Linked DNA regions of Homo sapiens: region 1 is linked to region 2. Evidence: chromatin contacts called from ENCODE Hi-C data. All regions are on one chromosome and are shown on one strand. The core of a region is the stretch at or near the end of the contact, and the rest is flanking DNA. Distances in the headings are between cores, read along the strand shown.

Evidence for each region. A loop is a pair of places that touch in the nucleus more often than their neighbours do. Pooled maps may share reads with other maps.
Region 1: a loop to region 2 is called in a map of naive thymus-derived CD4-positive, alpha-beta T cell, with 2.2 times the contacts of the local background. The contact joins the promoter of FUCA2 here to the promoter of AIG1 in region 2. A Hi-C loop is called at or near these places in 1 of 168 maps with a recorded cell type or tissue (naive thymus-derived CD4-positive, alpha-beta T cell), 1 of 37 single-sample maps with no recorded cell type and 13 of 50 pooled maps.

Annotation. Positions count from the first base shown.
Region 1 is chr6:143,509,531-143,515,594 of GRCh38, forward strand. It overlaps FUCA2 (alpha-L-fucosidase 2), which reads right to left and starts at 2,190. Exons shown (of 7, transcript NM_032020.5): 1 at 1,881-2,190. The coding sequence starts at 2,104. It overlaps LOC105378035 (a long non-coding RNA gene), which reads left to right and starts at 2,255. Exons shown (of 4, transcript XR_007059796.1): 1 at 2,255-3,246; 2 at 3,464-5,879. RefSeq lists a silencer at 1,423-1,626 and enhancers at 1,827-2,489, 2,049-2,178, 2,289-2,468, 2,490-3,150.
Region 2 is chr6:143,057,166-143,063,242 of GRCh38, forward strand. It overlaps AIG1 (androgen induced 1), which reads left to right and starts at 3,724. Exons shown (of 6, transcript NM_016108.4): 1 at 3,724-3,901. The coding sequence starts at 3,761. RefSeq lists enhancers at 2,720-3,658, 3,484-3,613, 4,214-4,263 and silencers at 3,614-3,703, 3,954-4,023.

The DNA of each region.
Region 1 (6,064 bases), core at 940-3,439, 450 kb after region 2:
TCAAATCCTCTTTGGCACCAATATATCTTTACCTAATCTTCATGGTTGAACAAAATGATAATATAAGATACAATTTAGGGGGAAGAAAGTTGTTAATTATGTACCACACTAATCTAAAATATTTCCAAAACAAGCTCAAGATTCCTTACAGCCCAAAACATGCAAATAAAGATTTGTAACATCTTTTTGAAGTAGCTATGTTTTGGCATAAGAATAAAGAGTCTCTGTTTTAGAAGGTGAATTATTTAAAATATGAATAATTCTCCATAGCTTATCCAGTTTTATTTTTTACATCAATTGACCTACCAATAAGAAAGGTTACTGGTTGCAGGTAGTCAATTTCTTTGTCATGAAAGGGTTAAAATATGCTATTTTGGCACATTTTTAAAGGTAAAGAAACTCGAAAAATAGCAGGTGCATGAAGAGCACTTTGCCCTTTGTGCTGTTTCTTAGGAGAGAAGATGAAATTCCAGTATGAAAGGCACTCTGTACTAGAAGGAAAGGCAACATCCTAAGCTTCAAAGACAAGAAGTAGAATACTGTACAGAACTTGCTAAAATTTATTATTTAAGTCTCCCCACATAATTTAGTCACACAATGTCAATTTAATTCTTGGACCCAGCAGAGACCCTAACAGAATGGAGGTGTAATTTTTCTACCCCTAGAGTAGAGCATGGTACCATGTATACTATGTAATGTTAATATAATATATAGTTCATACTCTGTATTGTGTCTACTAAATATAGTATGTTAATTTGGATGTATACTATTTATGTAGTATATAGTTGATTCAAATAAATACTGTTTAATGATTCCGTTCTTTTACTTAAGAATATATTATGTGTCCCAAAGTCCTGGAATTACAGGTATGAGCCACCGCGGATCACCTGAGGTCAGGAGTTCAAGACCAGCCTGGCTAACATGGCAAAACCCCGTTTCTACTAAAAAATACAAAAAAATTGGCCAGGCATGGTGGCGTGCGCCTGTAGTCCCAGCTACTCAGGAGGCTAAGGCGCGAGAATCGTTTGAACCCGGGCGGCGAAGGTTGCAGTGAGCCGAGATGGTGCCACTGCACTCCAGCCTGGGTGACAGAATGAGACTATGTCTCAAAAAAAAAAAAAAAAGAATATATTATGTGTATGTTTCTATATATGCACACAAAATATTTCTGTTTTGAAGGACTTAATACTTGTAGCATTTAGTCAGAAAAGACATGTGCAACAGTTTAAGAAATTACATGCACATTTTCACATAGATCTCAAGGTAAAATCTAACGCACAGATTTTTGTGTAGCACCTTTCATACGGCAGTATGATAACTGGGTTGTGTTAAGAGTACCATTCTAGAACCTCTTTAAAAAGTTCCTAGAGCCACACATGGGTAACATGTTAACATTAAGTAGCCAATGGTGTTCAATGAACAGTCGTTTCACATACTCATGACTATGTTTTAACCATAACTTCATGGCAGAACGACTGTAAATTGGCAGGTAGCAGCAGAGCAACCATAGGCCATTGTGCCTGAGTCACCGCTCGTGTGATGCCCCTGCACAAACTGATGAATGTCTGTAGTAGCTCGATGTTGTAGTGTCATAACTACAGCTTAATATGCGCAACTATGAAGAAGCTGAGGAGTCAGGAGTATCTGAAAACTCTTACAGTCACACGGAAGAAAAATTCCCTGTTCATCCAGCAGAAGCACTTAGGCAGGAAACCACATATTCGACACCCGGAAGTGCGAAACGCGGGTAACGCAGTGGGAGGTGAAACCGACGAGGGTGCAGGCAGCACCAGGCGGCGAACCAGGCCCGCTGGGTGGTGGCTGGAGGCTGCGGGTGGGGACAAAAGCGCGGCAGACGAGACAAAAGGGAGCGCACTCACCAGAACCACTCGCTACCGAAGCTGGGCACGGAAAACACTCCCCAGTGGATGAAGATGCCGAACTTGGCCTGGTCAAACCACGCGGGCAGCTGGCGGGCGTCCAGGGACTCCCAGGTGGGGTCGAAGCGCGTGGCGCTGTGGGCAGGGCACGGCGGCGGCGGCAGCAGCAGCAACAGCAACAGCAGCAACGGGAACGCGAGCCTGGGGAGCTCCTGGGGCCGCATGTCCCGGCGCAGGCCGGCTGTCCTCTCTGCAGGCTCCCGCGGCCTCGGGAGCGCTGTTCTTCCGTCTCTGCCGCTGAGTATGCCGCGCCGCGGTCACCTGACCAAGTCGGACTTGGAAACCGGCCACCCTTCCCCCTCTGGGGCGGGAGTGGCCACTCTCCCGGGCGTTCCGAATGACCTCAGGAGGGCTGCATCGCTCAGCATAACTAAGGCCAGCATTACCCCAAAGCCAGCTGGGACGGCTTTGCTAAGGCTCTGTCCTCTTGAGGGGAAAATATGAGTCTGAGTCAGGGCCTTGTGGCCAGCGCCTCTGCCCTCAAGCAGACACGACCCTGACCAAGAAACTGCCCAAGAAGACAATGCCCCCAGCCCACCCTGGTGGCTGCTCCACACGTCCGAAGCGTGCACGAGAAGGTCAAGGCAGGAACTTCAGCCGGGTCTCGCCATGATGGAACATGGAAAGCAACCTAGATCCTTCTCGGCCTCTGTATCAGCTCCCAAGATCCTGCATGTTAGAACCGTGGTTGTCAACCTTGAATTTGTATCAGATGAAATTCCAAGAGCTTCAGATTCAGCAGTTAGGTTGGGGCCCAAGAATTTGCGTTTCTACCCAGTTCCTACTTCTAGGATGTTCTGATGTTGGGCCGGGCGCGGTGGCTCACTCCTGTAATCCCAACACTTTGGGAGGCCGAGGCGGGCGGATCACAAGGTCAGAAGATCGAGACCATCCTGACTAACACGGTGAAACCCCGTCCCTACTAAAAATACAAAAAATTAGCGGGACGTGGTGGCGGACGCCTGTAGTCCCAGTTACTCGGGAGGCTGAGGCAGGAGAATCGCTTGAACCCGGGAGGCAGTTACAGTGAGCAGAGACGGTGCCACTGCACTCCAGCCTGGGCTACAGAGTGAGACTCCATCTCAAAAAAAAAAAAAAAAAGAAAGAAAACAAAATTGTGATGTTTCTGATTGGTGGTCCAAACTTTCCTGAGAACCACTGCATTGAACAAGGAGATGATCTGAGACAGGTGAAACCAGTGGAATGAATGTTTAAGAAACCTGCAAGCTTGGGAAAAAAGGCCAGCAACTTGGAAAGATTAATCAAAAGGATATTTGGGAAGCTTATCACCTCCACCTCTTGTTTGGTTTGTTTGTTTGTTTGTTTGTTTGTTTGTTTGTTTGTTTTTGAGACAGAGTCTCGCTCTCTCGCCCAGGCTTGAGTGCAGTAACATGATCTAGGCTCACTGCAGCCTCTGCCTCCCGGGTTCAAGGATTCTCCTGCCTCAGCCTCCAGAGTAGCTGGGACTACAGGCACATGCCACTGTGCCAGACTAATTTTTGTATTTTTCTTTTCTTTTTTAGTAGAGACAGGGTTTCACCATGTTGGACAAGCTGGTCTCAAACTCTTGACCTCAGGTGATCTGCCCGCCTTGGCCTCCCAAAGTGCTAGAATTACAGGCATGAGCCACCAAGCCCAGCCTCTCCTCCACCTCGTAAGTGTTTTCAAAGTAAAGCCAGAATCCTCAACTGCTTCTGCCCCCATGAAATCATTACCCTTCAATGAGCCAATTCAAATGCTGCTTCTTTTGTGAAGCTTTCTGCCACCACCCTTCCCTCCCAGAATGTTGTACTTTCCCTGATCTGCTTCATAACACCTCCTTCCAAGCACACATAGGATTTCACGCATCCTCTAGTAGCTAGGTGGTACAGGTCTGATTTCCCATCAGACTGTGAGCTTTTTGAGGGCATTCATAATGACCTTCTTTTCTGTAGTGCCTACAATTACAGCAGAAAAGCAGCACTCAAAATGTTTGTTGAAGCTCTCCAGTGAACTGGGGTTCTAATTATTGAGTGAAGAACTTGACACTAAGTGGCTGTTGCCTGCATTATCCCAACCCATCTCTGCAGAGAGATGGGAGCAGCAGAGGGCGCTGTCACTGCAGGTGTAGGGGCATTTTTCCTCTCCATGACATGCCAGATGGCCCCCCGGGGCCACAGCTCCACCGTAAGAGTCCCCAATTTTGTTTTGTTTTTTTACAGTGAGGGTGTTCTAGAGGAAAGGGCTCAACGAATCCAATTGCAATAGCTCCAGTTTGTGATAAAGATGACAATTTTTTTTTATTTGAGACAGAGTCTGGTTCTGTTGCCCAGGCTGGAGTGCAGTGGCACAGTGTTGACTCACTGCCACCTCCACCCCCGGGGATTCAAGCAATTATCGTGTCTCAGCCTCCCGAGTAGCTGGGATTACAGACCCCAACCTCCAGCTAACTTTTGTATTTTCACCATGTTGGCAAGGCTGGTTTTGAACCCCTGATCTCAAGTCATCCTCCTGCCTCAGCCTCTCAAAGTGCTGGGATTACAGGCATGAGCCACGGTGCCTGGGCTGACAAATATTTATTATTGAGTTTGTGGAACCCAGAATGATCTAGGGCCTCAGTGGCCACTGAACCCTGGGGCACACTTGAACAAAAATATGGGCTTCTCAGCCACTATGCCTTGACATCCTCTCTAATCAGAAGTTTGTGTAATAAGTGCAAAAGACAATATTCACAGTGACAATGATACTGTGAACTGCCATAGGGAGAGTAGACATGACTGTGGTGACAATGCAGCGGCAGCAGGACCCTGTCCTCTCATAAGTGGGCATCCTTTCCCCATGTGAACACCACATAGCAGAAACGCCCATCTTCCAAAGCCCTTTTATCATGTTATGAATTATTTACACTTCCATATATTTCAGTTAAAGAGTGGTAATCAGATCTGTATGGATGCCACTTGGGTCATTTGTCATTTCACTTGAAGGCAAAGAAATGTTTTTAACTGGTAAGTACAACCTTATCATAAAAGTCTATTTTCTGTAAGAAATACTGAAAATATATTAAAGACCTCCCTTAGTGCCCTTCAGGACACATAAGAATCCTAATATACCAGGTTGGGAACCATTGCTATAGGATTTGAAAGGAATAGTAAATAGTATTATCTGAAAGTGAAGAGGAAGAAGAGATTCTACTTAAAAATATTTGTTAAATGACTGAAAGAAATAAATCTATGAAGTCGTTTAGAACATGGTCCTTTAGGGAAAGACCTGCCTGCTGTAGATTCCATTCACATTTTATACGTTTGTAATGCCTTACAAAGCTAGTCTTTGCACTTAAAGCTACTGCTAACTGAGCAATAGAATCACACCTCATAAGGCTTAAACTGTGTATTTAAAGGTTTTGATAGGGGATCCAGAAATCTGAGTGAAACCCTGGGTTCTGCAGGTACACATGGCTCATGTATAAGGCATTTGAAGGGCTTGTGGCCTTGATGGGGAACACTGTCAACTCTGATCCTGTTTGTCTGAGGTTACTTGGGGTACAAGATGAAGACAGAAGGGCGTGCCTCCCTTCTGGAACCATCACGGCCAGCAGCCGCATGTTGGGCAGCTGCTGATACTCAGGGTGCCCAGGCGGGAGATGGTGAGAGGCCAGCCCTAGCCAAATTCCTTGCTGCTGCCAGAGGAAGCAGTCTTGCCATGTGTGTCCACAGGGATAAGATTAGCTGCCGAGGTGGAGCTGATATCTGAGCGAGGCTCTCGAGGACACATTCTGGATAGATCTCCATATGGGAGTTGGATGACTGCCACCAGCCAGTCTTGGCAGTCCCCAGAATTCTTCTGAAGTGGACAGTGGAAGAAGTGAAACATTTGCCTGGCAGCTGGCATCAATGCAGTCTCTCTCTGGACATGCAGAAGAAAAGGTTCAAAAGGAACTGAACCCAAACCAGTCTTTATTTGGTAAATATCCCAGCTTCACGGTAGAAGAGCAGGCATGGGGGAAATAAAAGAAAACCCGCCTTTTTCAGGCCAGGGGGCAGGGAAGAGAAGCAGAGAGGAATAAAGGGAGGAGGCCCCGGGGTGTCAGCAGAGAGGGGAGAGCTGCCAGGCTGTGGCCCCACGCCAGCCTCTGCCATAGGGCTGTG
Region 2 (6,077 bases), core at 2,474-4,973:
TAAATGCAGAACCAAAGGAAATGTGTAAATATCGAATACTGCAAGGATATGTATAAACACAATTCTTCCTCCTGAACTTTTAAGCAACGACCAATAGTTACATAAAGTTGGCTTCTTGGAATACAATTTAAGGGTGACATAGGAGTCCCAGTCATTTCCCAAATTAACAGGTATTATCATCAGTATGTCAGACAGACATCCTCCCTGATACGGTTTGGCTGTGTCCCCACCCAAATTTCATCTTGAATTGTAGCTCCCTTAATCTCCACGCATTGTAGGGGGGGAACTGGTGGGAGGTAATTGAATCATGGGGGCAGGTTTTCCTGTGCTGTTCTTGTGATAGTGAATAAGTCTCAGGAGATCTGATGGTTTTATAAAGGGCAGTTTCCTGCACACACTCTTTTGCCTGCCACCACGTAAGATGTGACTTTGCTCTTCCTTTATCTTCTGCCATGAGGGTGAAGCCTCCCCAGCCATGTGGAACTGTGAGTCCATTAAGACTCTTTTTCTCTATGAATTATCCAATCACAGGTATTTCTTCATAGCAGTATGAAAATGGACTAATACACCCCCCCTCCAAAAGAAAAAAAAGGAATGAACAGTCTGTCTCAATTATTAGAAGTACTTAAGAAAGGGTATCTTCAGCCCCATATATAGTCTAAGAAATATTACAACAATCAAAGAATATAGCTTGAAGCTAAAACGGGTTCTTGAAATCTTCCCTTGGTGTTTCTTATGTTTACTGCTATTGATGAAATTCAACTGGATGAGGCTTTTCTCCTCCAGTCTCACTAACTGTGTAGTAGAATGAAAAAGATAAAAAAAAAGACATGCAAATATTTCTTCTATACATAGAAAACAGTATTATCTAAATCAAATATGGAATCATCATAAGAATACTTAGAAGTGAATAATGTATTATAGTTCATAAAAAGTAATAACTTACCTAATGAAGTTTTAAAAGCAATTGTTTACGCTGTAAAAACACAATGTGTGTAGATTAATATTTTCCACAAAAGTTATCTGTAAAACATGACTAAGATTGTTAGATATGGTCTGAAAAGCACAGAAAGCAAGCCTGGACATGTTAATAGTTATCAAGAAGTTCCAAAAATTGTGAACTGACATTCTCATAAAATAGTATTTGAGTCAAGTTTTATACAAACGCTTCATTTTTTTAAAGCACAAAACTATCTGATCATGGTTGGCAAATCATGAAAAAACAAAAGCAAACCCAGCAGAATAGGTTCTAAATACTTAATTAAGAGTTATAGTTATTTATTTAAAAGAAACTGGTCGGGCGCAGTGACTCACACCTGTAATCCCAGCACTTTGGGAGGCCGAGGCAGGTGGATCATTTGAAGTCAGGAGTTCAAGACCAACCTGGCCAACATGGTGAAACCCCATCTCTACTAAAGATACAAAAAAAATTAGCCAGGTGTGGTGGCATGCGCCTGTAGTCCCAGCTACTTGGGAGGCTGAGGCAGGAGAATAGTTGAACCCAGGAGGCAGAGGTTGCAGTGAGCTGAGATCATGCCACTGCACTTCCGCCTGGGTGACAGAGCTAGACTCTGTCTCACAAAAAAACAAAAAGAAAAACAAAACAAAAAACCTGACCATTAAAAATGGCTTTATGAAAATATTATTTCATTTTGTAACAATGGGGTTGGGGAGTCTTAATAATTGTCTAACATGTAAAGTAGGAAGGGTATATCAAACTTTGCAAATATCACATTAACTCATAAAACTTTATTAAGGCTCTATTGAGAGGTGAGGCCAGCTGGACCTCCTGAGACAAGTGGGGACTTGGGGAACTTGCCTGTCTTACAAGAGGAGTGTAAAATGCACCAATCAGCGCTCTGTAAAAAGCACCAATCAGCACTCTGTAAAACACACTAATCAGCACTCTGTAAAACGCACCAATCAGCAAGATTTTAAAAGTAGCCAATCGCAGGGAGGACTGAAAAAAGGGCACTCTCATAGGACAGAAACAGAACACTGGAGAGGACAATAAGGGAATAAAAGCTGGCCACCCCAGCCAGCAGCAGCAACCCGCTCCAGTCCCCTTTCATGCTGTGGAAGCTTTGTCCTTTCACTCTTCACAATAAACCTTGCTATCGCTCACTCTGGGTCTGTGCCATCTTTAAGAGCTGTAACACTTACCACCAAGGTCTGCCGCTTCATTCTTGAAGTCACTGAGACCACTAATCTACCGGCAGGAACCAATTCCAGACACATTATTAAGGTAGGTAGATCTTCAATAGATCTACTCTTTTTTATTTTTATTTTTTTGGCAGTTTATAACCATGTACCAAGGATGCACAATTAAAAAAATAAAGCCAACTTTTACATTAAGATTTAACCAAAAATCATCAATAATACATCGTTTTAATGCTAGTAGAATCTTCTTCTGACATCAGTTCTATTAGCATAATTATAATGCCAATTAAAAAAATCTAGTGGGTCTCTTCATTTTAGTTTAGAGCTTGATTGGAAACATTCAGGAAAACATCCATGGCTTGCTTGCTACTTTCTCTTTACCTCTAGCACTATGCTTCTCCCCACCAGCCCTCCCTCCACATCCTCTGACTCAGAGACTATTTGAAGAGGACACCTGTTTTAAATGGATCCACAGGAAATACCTATGTTGCCTTTTCATAATCCGAACCTGCAACTGGTTGGCTGAAATGAAAATGTTGCCCACAGACTGATGCAACTTCAGTGTGACAACATTTACTGGAAGGCAGGAGGGACTCCAGTTTATATTTATTTTCCTTCCATTAAGCCCTGGTAGTGTAGTGTAAGAAAAAAGTAAGGGCAAAACCAGTTTAACAACCAGATGATTAGTATTAAATTACACGCAGGGGTTTTACATCCAAAATTGGAATTTTTTAAAGCTGAATGCAATCTTGTGGCAGAAAGTTATTTGAAAATCCTTTCTTTATAGCTTTTTATCTATAAACCTCTTGTCCAAAGTTCATATTCTAGCTGATGTTATATACTGATATGACATTATTCAATCTGTCATGGAAAAGTGCTGCGTAGCCTACCCATTGAAAGCAGAATTGAGAGAGTTTCCTAGTGATTGACAGTCGTTTGTCAACACTGAAAACCTTATTGCCCCAAAATACTGAAAGTCACTCGCGGCTGCCTGTGCTCGGGTTTACACCCCACGTTCACACCCCCACCGGATCCCTCCGCACGGGGCACCAGCTCTCGGCCAACTGCAACTACCCCAGGAAGCGTCACCGCGATTCCGGGGCGGGAACATTTGTGGACACTGGGGTCCACTCCTTCAGTCTAGGTTCCCCGCCCCCTCGCCCGGCCCGGCGCCCACTAGCCACAGGGCCCGCTTCCCCCTGGAGATCAGCGCGCACTTCCCGAGCCCTCGTAGCACTCAGAGGTCGCATCCACACCTGGGATGCCTAGGGGGCGCCTCCTGGCCGGGTGTCCCGGGACCCTGCGAACGCAGGAGCAGAATGACGAAGGTGACGAAAGAGATGACGACACGCCGCCTGCCAGGCCGCGGCCGGCAGTGGAGAGCGTCCGCAAACCGCGCCCGGCCAGTACAGGTCACCCGGGCGCTCGCGGCCGCGCCAGTCCCCGGGGGCGCGCGCCCCGCCCCCGCCCCCGCCCCCGCCCCGCCCCGCCCCGCGCCCGCGCCCGCGCCCGGGTTCCCACGGCGCCCGCCCCCGCGCGCCCGGCGCCTCCCTCACGCCCGCCCTCCTTGCCGCCCAGCCGGTCCAGGCCTCTGGCGAACATGGCGCTTGTCCCCTGCCAGGTGCTGCGGATGGCAATCCTGCTGTCTTACTGCTCTATCCTGTGTAACTACAAGGCCATCGAAATGCCCTCACACCAGACCTACGGAGGGAGCTGGAAATTCCTGACGTTCATTGATCTGGTAAGGCCGTCCCCTCCCCCTGCTCGCCCCGCACCCCGTGCCTGTGTGTGCGTGTGTGTGTGTGTGTGTGTGTGTGTGTGTGGATGCGCGAGCACCTGCGCACGTGCGCGCCTCCAGCATCCACCCGTGTCCTCGCCTCTTCCCCAGTGATTGCGTGTGAAGGCCTGGCTGCCCCCGCAGCGGCACCTTCTGAACCACTCACCGTTACCTGGTAGCTGGGTACCCTTACCTGGCAACTGGGGGACAAATGGAGGTGGGGCGCAGCCAGGTGGTGGGCTCTTTGGAGGGGGACACCGAACTGCTTCTAAGAGGTGACACGGGAAGAATCTTCAACAAAAGCATCGGACCTGATCCTGAATGGCCTGAGACCCATTCGCCCTCAAGGTGCTTTTCAGAGCACCCACCGTGGGATGAACTTGTTGCAACTGAAGGAAACTGGGTATTGTCTAGTGATTTGGAACTTCACCTGAAAGAACCAAATCCTTCTCATAAGGGAGAGAAAGCACCTAATAAAGTTGTCTTCTTTGCATCTGTTTTTTTCCCCCATTGTCAATAATTTACTTTCAACCTTTACCCCGTACATATTAGGAGACAGAGATGTTCAAAGTGCATTTCCAAGGTGACTGTACACACTTCTCTGTCTTCCCATGTACAAATTTACAGTAGTTTGCATAAGCAGCTCCTCTGTTGGCACAATATGATAATCTTGACAGGTGCAGGTTATTATTAGTATATCATTTTGAAAGTTTTTCTATTTCTGGCACTAAAAGGCCCTCTTCAACCTCCCTGGAGAACAGAACATGGGCATAAGGCCCAATAATGAACTCATGGATGGACCTAGGAATTTCAGGGTAAAGGTGACTAAGACACACGCTAAAAGATTATTAGGAAGAGGCTTAAAACAAAAGCAATGAAGTTCTAAAGCACTCAGAGAAATTGTAGAACCAATTCCTGGGACTCCCTGAACTGTTTATCCAAGACTATACAGTTGGTTGGCTACACCAGCAAGATTATAATCTCTTGTTGACCCTCCATTCTGATGAAGAGAACATGATACCTGTTTTAAAAATTTCCAAAGGCTTAGGATGCCTCAAAGAAATGCAGAGAGGCTTTTGGTTTAAAAATAACACCTTATATTTGCATTATATTAGATACTTTCAGAGTGGAATTTCAATTCTGTTGCCCAGCAGTCTCCAAACTGTGCACATACCCTTAGGCCCACAAGACTTCACAGGGTATAGAATGTTGCAAGGGTTTTAATTTTCAGATCCTCATCTTCCAACTCTGCTTGAAACTAATTTCCCTCTGAACATGCGTGATGCCTGCCAGTTCTCCTTTCATTCTCCCCATTCATCCAAGTGAGGAGCCCGTGACAAGACTCTGAGGTGTGCTTTTCTGTCTGTTCCTTTTAGCTTCCAGAAGATAGATGGTTGTCACCAGGGCTATCTTTATATTTGATTGAACAACAATGTCGGAGTTGCCTTGACAGAAAGTCTTATTGGGTTGATTGGCTTGTCAATGAGGATTGGCTTTGCCAATTATGTTGTGTAGCAGACATTTTCTGTATACTGAATGAGCTAAATCTGCAACCCTGAGGTTCTGATGCATATGTATATGAAGCAAGCATACCACCCATAGAGCGCCAGAAAGATGTCCCTTTTTCAAGTGTTTACACTTAACTATGTTAAGGATGTTGAGATGTTATTTAAAAATATGTGCATAGATTTTCAGAATTCTTTGAGGGGCTATGTGAGCAAAACTCCTTTTGGGACACTGCCTTATCCCATTCCTAAGTCAGATCTTACTTAGAGCTGGCCTATTTGAATGTTGCTAAAGAGCAGTGCTGGGCAAGAATACAGAGATGCTGTGGGAGCCATAGGTTCTAGAAACAGCCCTCAGCATCACTCTTGCAGTAGATGCTGTGTTGTGGGAGCAAGGCAGGGGTCAGCAGGTGAACAGAGGTAGAAATTGAGGGTGTTGGTTAACCCAAGAGATGCCTGCTTTTCATAATTAGCATTGCTTACTGTGCATTGAAAAACAAGGCTCAGAAGAAATGATATACCTCTCATAACCTTTGTGTGACATGAAACCATAGTAGAGTCAGCTTGATATGCTGTCATATAATTTATCTTTTAGCATTCAATGATTGGACTTGCCTGTTTTAAATACTAATCAC